Regions from separate parts of the Homo sapiens genome. Here all the other regions are linked to region 2. The links are chromatin contacts, found by Hi-C or POLR2A ChIA-PET in ENCODE. All regions are on one chromosome and are shown on one strand. The core of a region is the stretch at or near the end of the contact, and the rest is flanking DNA. Distances in the headings are between cores, read along the strand shown.

The links. Hi-C counts contacts between places; a loop is a spot of excess contacts on that map. ChIA-PET counts read pairs that join two places held with the same protein, here RNA polymerase II (POLR2A). Pooled maps may share reads with other maps.
Region 1: a loop to region 2 is called in a pooled map, with 6 times the contacts of the local background. The contact joins the promoter of PPTC7 here to the promoter of ACAD10 in region 2. A Hi-C loop is called at or near these places in 7 of 50 pooled maps. POLR2A ChIA-PET finds 5 or more read pairs at or near these places in 2 of 52 experiments (Caco-2 and GM10248).
Region 3: a loop to region 2 is called in a pooled map, with 5 times the contacts of the local background. The contact joins the promoter of ANKRD13A here to the promoter of ACAD10 in region 2. A Hi-C loop is called at or near these places in 5 of 50 pooled maps.

The regions. Positions count from the first base shown.
Region 1 is chr12:110,580,986-110,584,977 of GRCh38, forward strand. It overlaps PPTC7 (protein phosphatase targeting COQ7), which reads right to left and starts at 2,333. Exons shown (of 6, transcript NM_139283.2): 1 at 1,824-2,333. The coding sequence starts at 2,046. RefSeq lists silencers at 1,966-2,115, 2,156-2,485.
Region 2 is chr12:111,684,485-111,688,157 of GRCh38, forward strand. ACAD10 (acyl-CoA dehydrogenase family member 10) reads left to right here and starts at 1,569. Exons shown (of 21, transcript NM_025247.6): 1 at 1,569-1,755. It overlaps BRAP (BRCA1 associated protein), which reads right to left and starts at 1,472. Exons shown (of 12, transcript NM_006768.5): 1 at 1,227-1,472. The coding sequence starts at 1,308. RefSeq lists enhancers at 1-496, 497-1,198, 1,199-1,900 and a silencer at 1,245-1,344.
Region 3 is chr12:109,997,902-110,001,537 of GRCh38, forward strand. ANKRD13A (ankyrin repeat domain 13A) reads left to right here and starts at 1,529. Exons shown (of 15, transcript NM_033121.2): 1 at 1,529-1,883. The coding sequence starts at 1,788. It also overlaps a transcript of GIT2 not described here. RefSeq lists an enhancer at 1,253-1,442 and silencers at 1,523-1,642, 1,653-1,742.

The DNA of each region.
Region 1 (3,992 bases), core at 1,083-3,582, 1.1 Mb before region 2:
ATGATCCACCCGCCTCAGCCTCCCAAAGTGCTGGGATTATAGGAGTGAGCCACCACGCGCAGCCCAGCATACAGATTTATGAGGTGAACCTTAGAGGCTCATTATCCCCTATCCTATGTTATGAACACAACTTTAAGAAGCAACACAGGGGCCAGGCTCACACTTGTAATCCCAGCACCTTGGGCGGCCGAGGCGAACACGAGGCCGATCACGAGGTCAGGAGTTCGAGACCGGCCTGGCCAACACAGTGAAACCCCATCTCTACTAAAAATACAAAAATTAGCTGGACATGGTGATGGGCGCCTATAATCCCAGCTACTCGGGAGGCTGAAGCAGGAGAATCGCTTGAACCGGGGAGGCGGAGGCTGCAGTGAGCCAAGATTGCGCCACTGCACTCCAGCCTGAGTGACAGAGGTAGACTCCGTCTGAAAAAAAAAAACGCAGCACAGGTCACAAGCTCATTGAGTGAGGCACTTCTAAATGTATCAGGGAAGACAGCCACTGACAGCTGACTTCGGGGTGGATTTGTACAATTTCAATCTGCAAGCTGCAGGACCTTTCTAAGTCTCCCTCTCATGTTAATATCAATAGCGTTGCCTAAACATTAAATGCTTTTTCTTCAACCCAGGTAATGGGGTCATTCATAAATTAAACTGAGAACAACCTTTCCAGTCCCATGTTCACAAACACTACATGTAGTAGAACCAAAGATACTAGGCAATTATTCTGAGATCAGATTAAAAAATAATTACTGTCATAAAAAAGTTACAGAATCATTTGTTCCAATGCCAAACTCTGCCTCAGCATATGAAATTTAAAGTAACCAAAAACTTAGTCTCACCTGGGAAGGGAAATCAAAGTGACATTTGAACCCAAGTTCAATGACAACACGTCCTTCAATTTCAAAGCGAGCGCATTGCTTTATTCATTCAAAGAGTTTTAACGGCACAATATCCCATAGCATACACAAAATCTCCTAAGGCGTACATTATGGTAAAGTTTCTGACTGCTTGTGAACTATATTTAGCCCTTTCTGCCAGCTCTCTCCGTAGTCTCCCACCCCCAAAAGGTATAACTGGAATAGGCCTCAGGGAGCACCTGTGGCCTGAAAAGGCTGTGACCAATCCTCAGAGCTTTACCGGCTGCAATCTACAAGTAGGCTCGACCATTCTATTTTGGATCAAGGAGACTCTGCCAACCCCCAAGTGACCGCAAGTGGACAAGATCAATTTGGGAGAAAACGCTGTGAGGGTTTTTTCGCCAAGCCAGCAGCCCCCACCGCCACACTCCGAAAAGGGTGAAGATTTGGTTACCATCCAGGCGGCGAAAGAATACGGCCGGGCTGTCTGGGGGCTCACGACTGCCTGTCGGCCGGCGATCCCGCAGCCTGGGCCGGGCTGTGGTGTCGGGAGCACGCGAAGAGGCAGGGATCCCCGGGGCATGCGGAGAGGGAACCAGAACGAGGTTAGGAGCCTGCAGGTGTCGCCCAGGGAGGGGACGAGGTCGCCCAGGGCTGGCACGGCCGAGTGAGACCGAGAGTGTGGCTCTGGACTCGGACAGACCGGTCACACTCTCGGGTTGTGACCTTGAGCACACGACTTGACCGCTGTGCGCCTTAGTTTCCTCCTCTCTAAAATGGGGGTCGTTCAAGCGGAAAACGCGCCTCGGAGCGCTTGGCACGGCGCCTGGCGCATAGTAAGCGCTCCCTCCATGTGAGCGCTCTGGCTCCTTTCGCCGCCGGGAGGAACTGGGGAAGCCCCGCGCGGGGAGTCCCCGGGAGGCGGATCCGAGGCTGGGGCAAGGGAACCGGGTCGGGGACTCACCGAGCACGTCCGCGGAACGGTGCCGGGCCACGAAGCACGCGTCGTCCCCGTAGCACGCGCCCTTCTTGAGGAGGCCCTTACGGAAGTCCTTCCCGAAGCCGCAGCCGGCCGTCACCAGTCCGTAGTCGCCGCCGCCGCCGCCGCCGGCCCTGGGGTCGGTCTGCGAGAGGCCGCCGAGCACGGCGCGGGCCACCAGCCGCCCGTACGAGAGGACCGAGAACATCGCCGCCGCCGCCCCCCCGAGGAGGCGGGGGGCCGGGGGAGCAGGAGGACGCGGAGGCCCGGAGCCGGCTCTCTCCTCAGCCGCAGTCGCGCCGCCGCTGGGGCGCTCCTCAGGGCGGCGCGCAGTGGCCGCCGCCGCCCCTGCCCGACGCGCGGGGCCTCGCACGCGCTCAGCCGCGCGCACCGGAGCCAGAGCGAGGTCAGAAGCGGCGGCTCCTCCGCCTCAGCCCAACTGAAGTCCCGGCTGCAGCGGCCGCCGCCGCCGCCGCCATCTTCCGCTCCACTAGCGTGTTCCGGGCGGTGCCGGCAGCACCGCCCCCTCCCTGGCCCTGCCCCTAGCCCCGCCCCGATTCACCGCTCAGGCCCAAGCCCAGCCCCTTGGGCTCGCTGCCTTATGCAGTCACCAAGGTTGAACATGCGCAGAGGGTGCGGACGCAGTGTCTCTTGGGAATTATAGTCCCGGAGTCGTAGTCACTTTTGACTTGGCTGCCAAAGATTTAGGACCTAGGGGGATTCCTCAGACGCGGGACCTATGTTAAGTTAGTAGGAATTGCAGGTGGGCCACGTGAGGGTTTTCTACCCTGTTTTAACCGTATCTTTTAAAGCCTGTTTTAAATAAATAACGCCACCATTCCTTTAAACAAAAACCTGCAAGAAACCAGAATGGAGTCACATAATGAGAAACAGAGGTACACAGATCTAGTGACACCTCCCCAAGTAATATACTGGAAGGATTTAGGGCGGCAAACTGTTTGGAAAGAAGAGACTTTTTGTAGTCTTTTAGGAAAAATTGAGAAAATGTTATGTGTCCCTATCAGAGTGGGAGGGGACACAGATGGTGTCATGTCCCTTTTGCTAACTGGCCTCTAGCCATGCTCACAGCTGTCTCAAGACCTTTGCCCTTGCTTTCGCTTCTACCCTTTGGAATGTAATTCGTTTACCTGAGGGTCCTGTGTTTTCTGTTGCTGTATCCCCAGAACACGTGAGCACCCAGTAAATATGTGAATGAATGAAAGAATGAATGAATATTTCACTAGATTCTAAGTTTCCCAAGGACAAGGATCATTTGCTGCTCAATTATTAGAATCTAAAGCAATGCCTGGCACACAGTAGGAGAGTGTGTAAATGTCTGTGGAATAAAAGAAGGAATAATGGGCTGGGCGTGGTGGCTCACACCTGTAATCCCAGCACTTTGGAAGGCCGAGGTGGGCAGATCACTTGAGGTCAGGAGTTCAACACCAGCCTGGCCAACATGGTCTCTACTGAAAATACAAAAAAAAATTAGCTGGGCTTGGTGACAAACGATTGTAATGCCAGCTACTCAGGAGGCTGAGACAGGAGAATCGCTTGAACCTGGGAGGCAGAGGTTGCAGTGAGCCGAGACAGCGCCACTGCATTCCAGCCTGGGAGACAGAGCTGGACTCCATCTCAAAAAAAAAAAAAGGAAGGAGTAATGGAATAAGAACACAAATGATAAAAGAAAGTCATGTTTGTTGAATACAGGAATGATTGAGTGAATGGGGTTCACAAACAACAGAAAATGAGCTTTGGGGCAAGTAATTCAATTTAGAGTAATTTTTAGTTTGATTGAAACATATATTTCTCAGAAACAGCAGTCTTTTTCTAGTTCACTTTTAACAAGACCATTGTTACTTTGGGGATTCCCACCTCGTTTTTAAATGGTCCTTTTTTATGCTTTCTTAATATATTTAAAATGCTGCCAACTATCAACTCAACACATATTATTCCGTTATCCTAATTACTGTCATCATTAAACACTTTTGCAGTTCACAGTGTGCCAAGTACTGTCTATATATATGTTTCTGTCTTTAAGAGCTTTCATCAAAATTGGACGGAAGAAATGACTTCACGTAGTGGCATTTTGTCAAATATACAGAACCCAGAAAATGTTCATTTACTGGATAAATGGTATAGTAATGACAATAA
Region 2 (3,673 bases), core at 319-2,818:
GTAATACTTTCCCAAATTGTTTCTCCTTTCCTTCACAGCACTTACCACAGTTGTAATTCTACACATATTCTGCACTTATTTAATTCATCTGTTTCCTCCATGATACTGCTGGTGCCATTAAAACAGAGACGCTGTCTGATTCAGCACACAAGGAAGGCTCCAGCAGATATGAGCATAAGTTTTTTTTTTGTTTTTTTTTTTGAAATGGACTTTATCTCTTGTCGCCCAGGCTGGAGTGCAGTGCCACAATCTTGGCTCACCGCAACCTCCACCTCCCGGGTTCAAGCGATTCTCCTGCCTCAGCCTCCCCAGTAGCTGGGATTACAGGCACCTGTCACCACGCCCAGCTAATTTTTGTATTTTTAGTACAGACAGGGTTTCACCATGTTGGCCAGGCTGGTCTTGAACTCTCAACCTCAGGTGACCCGCCCGCCTCGGCCTCCCAAAGTGTGAGGATTACAGGCGTGAGCCACCGCGCCCGGCCAAGTATTTCTTGAATGAATGTTAGTTAATTATCTGAGGACCAAGGAACAGAGCCAGAGCTGCATTCCCCACTAAGGAGCTTCCTCACTTGTGTTAATGGTGTAAAAAGCTCAGACTCAAGTCCAGCTCACTGAGTTAGAATCCCAGTTTCACCCATTACAGATAACCTTGGGCAAATCAATTAATCACTAAGCTTCAGTTTCCCAATGTGTAAGAGGTACATGTCACATCCATCTGCCTCTTAGGGCTGTTGCAAAGATAATTAAAGAATACAATACACAAAAGGTGCTTAGTACAGTGCTGGGATATAGGAAGTGTCCAAATTTTAGTTATGACTATGGTTAGGGGGCACTTCAATGGATATCGTTCCAAAAGGGAACAATTTAATTAACCCAGGGACCGTCCAGCGTTGCTGGGGACCCAGTCCCTGCCTTTACGAAGCCCATAGGGAAGCAAGTGAGACAAACACACCACTCGACTATCTCGAGAGGGAGACGCGCCAGGTATAAACTAAATGCCCTCAGACGGCACAGGGAGGGAGGTTCGGGGCAGGGCTTCCCTGAGATAACAAACGGGAAGGCCTCTCAAAGGCGGATGGGAAAGAGAGGGATCCCGATTACCTCTCCGTGTCTTCCTGGGCAACAGCCCTCGCCGCGGGCTTTTCCCGGGCCAGTGCTTTGGGAAGGGAAGCCCTCCGGGCCCAGACCCGGCTACAGGGAATGCGGCGAGGCCGCGGGACTCACCCGCGGCGCTGAAGCCGAAGCCGGCGGGGACAGGCGAGTGTTCCGCGAGCTCCAATCGGATAACAACCAGTGACACACTCATAGGGCAGGCGCTGGCCGGCGCGGGCCCCGGCGGGCTCAGGCGAGGCTGGAAGGCGAGCCGAGAGGCCGAGCGGCCCGGGGCCGGCAGCGCCGCCACCACCTCAATGCAGTTGCCGCCGCCTCAGCAGCAGCAGCTCCTCGAACAGCCCTCGGAGCCACAACAACCTCCACTTCCGCCTCCCGGCCGCCGTCGCTGACCTGCGGTTTACGCATGCGCGCAGGACCGCGCACAGCGATTGGGCGGCGTGGCAGGGGTCACCCACTGCTCTTCCGGACGCAATTTTGAGGAGGTCGGAGCGGAAGGACGTCGTGGAGATTGCTTGCGCTGGGGTGCCACACTTAGGCTGAGCTGCAGGTTTTCGCACAGTCGCGAGTTAACCTCTGCTTGCTCCAGAGGCCTCGTCCTAATCCACCTCGGCTGACGGCGCGGGATCCCTGGCTCCGCGAGGTCTCCGAATTGTCCGAGCTATCTGCTATGCAGAACTTTGCCCCTTTTGTTGTGTTTGACTCCTGTCTCTAACCCTAGTCTGGATGGTTTTGTTTCTGTCCCACTTTACAGATAGGTACAACGAGGCTCAGAGAGGTGAAGTTCCTTCTAAGGGGCCGTAGAGAGTGGAGAGTCGATCGCTGTTCAGATAGCGATCTGGCTGGGCGCGGTGGCTCACGCCTGTAATCCCAGCCCAGAGGCTTAGGCGGGCGAATCACCTCAGGTCAGCAGTTCGAGACCAACCTGGCCAACATGGTGAAACCTCGTCTCTACTGAACATACAAAAAATTAGCCGGGCTTGGTGGCGCGCGTCTGTAGTCCAAGCTACTTGGGAGGCTGAGACAGGAGAATCGCTTGAACCCGGGAGGCGGAGGTTGCAGTGAGTCGAGATAGTGCTAGTGCACTCCCGCCTGGGCAACAAGAGCGAAACTCCGTCTCAAAAAAAAGAGAGAAAAGATGGTGATCTGCTGGTTACGAGCATAGTGCTGCAGTTAGACCGGGGTCCTCCTCCCCACCCTGTCACTTCACAAATGTTTACTGAGAGTCTAGACACCCTTGGGATGCTTGAGATACGTTGGCGTATAAGATAAACACAGTTCCTGTCCGTACTATGAGGTTGACCTACATCAGCAGTTGTGCAGTCTTGAACTAGTATAGTCATTGCATAAAGTTGGCATGATATCATGTCCTCATGCAGTTGTGAGGATGAAATGGAATTATGTATATGGAGATAACATTAGCTTTTCTGAGGCTCAGCATTCTTTCCAGTATGTCAGAGTGGCTTTTGTATGTAGATACTGACACAATCAATGCATATGGGACACATACATGACAGGATGCTACTCTAGGTACATTGTATAATGATACATATGTAAGTACATAGTACATTCTAGATGTGTGTGTGTGTGGACATAGTGCGTTCTAGATGTGTGTGTATCTGGACTATGACATGACCACAAGATACATGCGTATATAGATCTTGTGACTACATCCTATGAAATACGTTTCCATATGCCCTGTTTAAATCAGGGTTTCTCAACTCTGCACTATTAACATTTTGGGTCCTGATTATTCTTTTTTGTTTTTGGCAAGGGGGCGGGGTGTCCTGAGCATTGTAGAGTGTTTAGAAACATCCCTGGCCTGACCCACTAGATGTCAGTAGCACCTCTCCCCAGGTGGTGACAACCAATAATGTCTCTGGACCTTTCCAGATGTCTCCTTGGGGTTAGAAAACATAACCCTGTTGAAGAATCACAGGGTTATGTGAAAGTGCATAAACCATACACACATACTGTATGCATAAAACCTATGAGACCTCTTGTGAACTTTTTTAGTATATTACTATAGTAGATAACATTTCAACATGTGCCAGGTACTAATTTGAGTGTTTCATATACCTTGTGTCATGCAATGGTCACAACAACTTTATGAAACTGGTACTATGTCCCTGTTCTACAGAGGAGTAACCTGAGGCTTGGAGGAAGAGTAACTGGCTCAGGATTTCACAGGTAGTAGTGGCAGAGCTGGAACTGAAATTCAGGCAATCTGAATCCAGAACGAACATTCTTTATCTCTTTACCAAACAAACCTTTTTTTTTTTTTGTATTTTGAGACGGAGTCTCACTCTGTCGCCCAGGCTGGAGTGCAGTGGTGCCATCTCGGCTCACTGCAACCTCGGCTTCCTGGGTTCAAGCTTCCTGCCTCAGTCTCCCAAGTAGCTGGGACTACAGGCACACAGCACTGCACCCAGCTGATTTTTGTATTTTTTTTTAGAGATAGGGTTTCACCATGTTGGTCAGACTTGTCTCGAACTCCTGACCTTGTGATCCGCCCACTTCGGCCTCCCAAAGTGCTGGGATGACAGGCGTGAGCCACCGCG
Region 3 (3,636 bases), core at 279-2,778, 1.7 Mb before region 2:
CCAATGACTACTTATTGTCTGTCTTACATATAAACACAGCTATGATCTCCATTCAGCAAATATTGAATGCCTGTTGTTAGCCAGGTACTATTTTGGTTTTAGATACTCTGGTAAGCAAAACGATGTGGTTCCTGTCATTATGGGGTTTTCTGATTAATGAGATAGGGAGATTTTCAATAAACACGGCATGATGAAGAAGAAGGAGAACGTTAAGTTGCAAAAGGCATCTGAAAGAATGAGAAGTGCTGGAAAAGGCCTCAGAAGCACTGGTCTTGAGTCCATCTCTACAGTGTGATAAATGTGTGATGGAGAAATAATCACAGAATTCCCACGCATTCCATGGTTAGAGTCTCCGGGTGCCATCCTGGTGCTCCTGCATCCTGTTTTGGTTTAACAACTCACAAATCTTCTGGGCTCCACATCTGTGGAGAATGGATTAGGTTGGGATTCTTGAACAGCTGTTGTTGCAGGCATCTGAAGAGCTGGATGTGCATACACTCAGAGGGCAGAGGGAATGTTTTCACAATGCATTAAATAGCTTCATCCAGCTATGTGGTCTAGTTGTAGACAGCTGAGCTGAAGCAGCAGCAGAAAGTTCAAGCCCATGAGTAGCTAGCTGTAAGTTGATTTGGTTCTTCATTGAGTCAAGGAGGCATAGTGCCTGAAACTCAAAGAATAAACTTCATATTCGCAGACTGTGGTCAAATATGTATATTATTTATCAGTCCTTTCAGCCATAACCTCAAATCCAAAAAGCTAGCTTAAAAATGACATTCATACATGGACTAAATCACCACCATAGTTAGCTATTGAATCATAACCCGGTTCGGAGTTCAAATAGAAGCGGTTCTCAACTGAGGACGATTTTTCTCCCCGAGACGACATTTGGCAATATCTGGAGAGACATGTTTTGGGGAGTGCTACTGGCATTGAGTGGGGAGAAAGACCAGGGCAACTGCTCAGCATCCTACAAGGACCGGACAACCCCCACACAAAAACTGCCCAGTTCAATATGTGCCGAGGTTGAGAAATCATGAAGTAGAAATATCCCCTTTTATGCAAATACTGTATTTGAAGCCACTTCGCCAGGGTTTAGCGTTCCTCCTTCAAAAATTGTCCGGTGTTGCCCACTTCCAAAATGGCTTTTGACCCGTCGTGGAAGCATCTGTCCTGCTCCAAAAAGGCTGCAAGGGTGTCGGCAGCTGGAATGGTTTGGTCCGGGGCTCAGTTGTCACCCCCTGACTTCAGAGCCAATGGAAGAGGCCCAGTTGTGGACCGAACCACATGGGGCTACTGGAGCAGGGGGAAAGAAGCTGGGGACAGGTAGACGGAACTTTCCGCGTGGAGATCTTTGGCCAAGAGAATGAGCCTCAGCTCTGTTCTGTGGGCTGCACTGAGTTTCTCGGTGTGAGCTGGAGGTGGGTGCAATGGCGCGGACCCCGGACCCGGTGCCCAAGGTCGCCTATCCCCGCCGCGGCATGCGGTGGTTCGCTCTCCGCACTTCCCTGTTTGGGGCAGTTAGGTCCGCAGAAGTCTGTCCGCGAGCTGTCAGCGCGGGCGGGAACGCCGCGGGGCGCGGGGTGGGCGCGGCCGACCTGGTCCCTGAGCCGGCCGGCGACCCCGGACCTCCCGCGCGCCCCGCACCCGACCGGCTCAGCCGGCCGGCAGCGTAACACGCCCTACGCTCGCTTGCTCGCCGGCCTCAGGGCAGGCAGGCGGGCGCGGGAGACCCCGCCGGGGCCGAGACTTGGGGCGGGCGACGAGGACCAGGTTACGGCCTCCTCGCCATGTCCTCGGCCTGCGACGCGGGCGACCACTACCCCCTGCACCTCCTAGTCTGGAAAAACGACTACCGGCAGCTCGAGAAGGAGCTGCAGGGCCAGGTGAGGGGCGGGGCGGGGGTCCGTCTCCCGGTGGGGACTTCGGGGAATCGGGGGTCGTTTCGCCTCCCTGAGCCCATTTCCAGCCCTCTGTCCCCGGGATCCCCAGACCCCTTCCACTTTGCAGGTGTGGGACAGTCCTAATAATAGGACACGTATCGAGTGCTTACCGTGCGACGGGCTTTTTAAATATCTTCTCTCTTCACCTTTCCAATAACGCTGGTGGGTAGGTACTGTTACTTTTCCACTGGACAGAGAAGGAAACAGGTCCTCAGACGCTACGTGCCTTGTGCGAGGCCGCCCCGCTGATAAATGCCAAGTCGGGATTTTAACTCGGGCCGGCTGGCTCCGGAATGCACCGTCTTAACCATTTTTAGGTTCTGCTGCCTCAAAGACGTAAGAATAGCACACTCTCCTTGTTGTAAGGAAGGGCTTGGTTGGTTTTGGAGTCCAGGTTCTAACTCGCCCTGTGACCTTGGGCAAGGCATTTTCCCTCTCTGGCCGACGTTAACTTAGCTGTAGAATGAGGATGTTGGTGCTGGGGCAGAACCCAACACTTGACTCTATTGATAGGTCTGGGGTGAGGTCCAGGTGCCGCATTTTTAACAAACTCCCCAGGGAGGCTGATACCTAGCAAAGTTTGAGAATCACGGGTTCTCAGGCTCCTTAAAATCCCTTCCTGTTCTAAAGTGCTTTGATGCTTTAATCTTTTCATTATTGCTATCTCTTTAAAGCAGTAGTGCTCTCAGTTGGAGGTGATTTTGCACCCACGACCCCCCGGGGACATTTGGCAATGTATGGGACATTTTTGGTTGTTGAAAGTGGGGAGTGGGTGCTTCTGGTAGTGGGTAGAGGCCGGTTATGCTGCTCAACATCCTACAATGGCCAAGACAGCCCCCCGCAACTAAGACTTCTCCGGCCCCCAAAGCCGACAGCGTCTTGGTTGAGAAACTCTGCTTTTCTTTCTTTCCTTCTTTTTTTTTTTTTTTTTTTGAGACTGAGTTTCGCTCTTGTTGCCCGGGCTGGAGTGCAATGGTGCGATCTCGGCTCACTGCAACCTCCGCCTCCTGGGTTCAAGCGATTCTTCTGCCTCAGCCCCCCAAGTAACTGAGATTACAGGGATGCACCACCACGCCCGGCTAATTTTGTATTTTTAGTAGAGATGGGGTTTCTCCATGTTGGTCAGGCTGGTCTCAAACTCCCGACCTCAGGTGATCCGCCCGCCTCAGCCTCCCAAAGTGCTGGGATTACAGGTGTGAGCCACCACGCCTGGCTGAGAAACTCTGCTTTTAAAGTCTCCCAACAATTCTGGGAGGTATTGGTGCCCTCAAGTTTCAAGCTAACAAACTTAGCAGTTAGGATGAGGATTTGTGATTACCCCTGAAATCTAGTATGGTTGTTCTTGTTGACTTCATACATTTTATCCAGTGTCTTACAGACCTGGTTTTTGAATGGCTCAAAATTGGTGCTATAATTGTCAAGAAATTGTAGAGGAAGAGGAGGATTGTTTGTCTTATGGTTGACAAAAATTGAGAAGGTTAGCATTACTCCATTTGGTGAATGGGTGCTGCAAGCTGTGTGCTTGCAACCTGCCATATTTAAGGTGGTTGAGCCCTCACCGAAGTCCAAAATTACCCTCTTTTCTTTTCTGTTTCTTTTTTTTTTTTTTTCTTTTTGAGATGGAGTCTCGCTCTGTCATTCAGACTTGAGTGCAGTGGCGCGATCTCAGGTCACTGCAACCTTCGCCTCCCGGGTT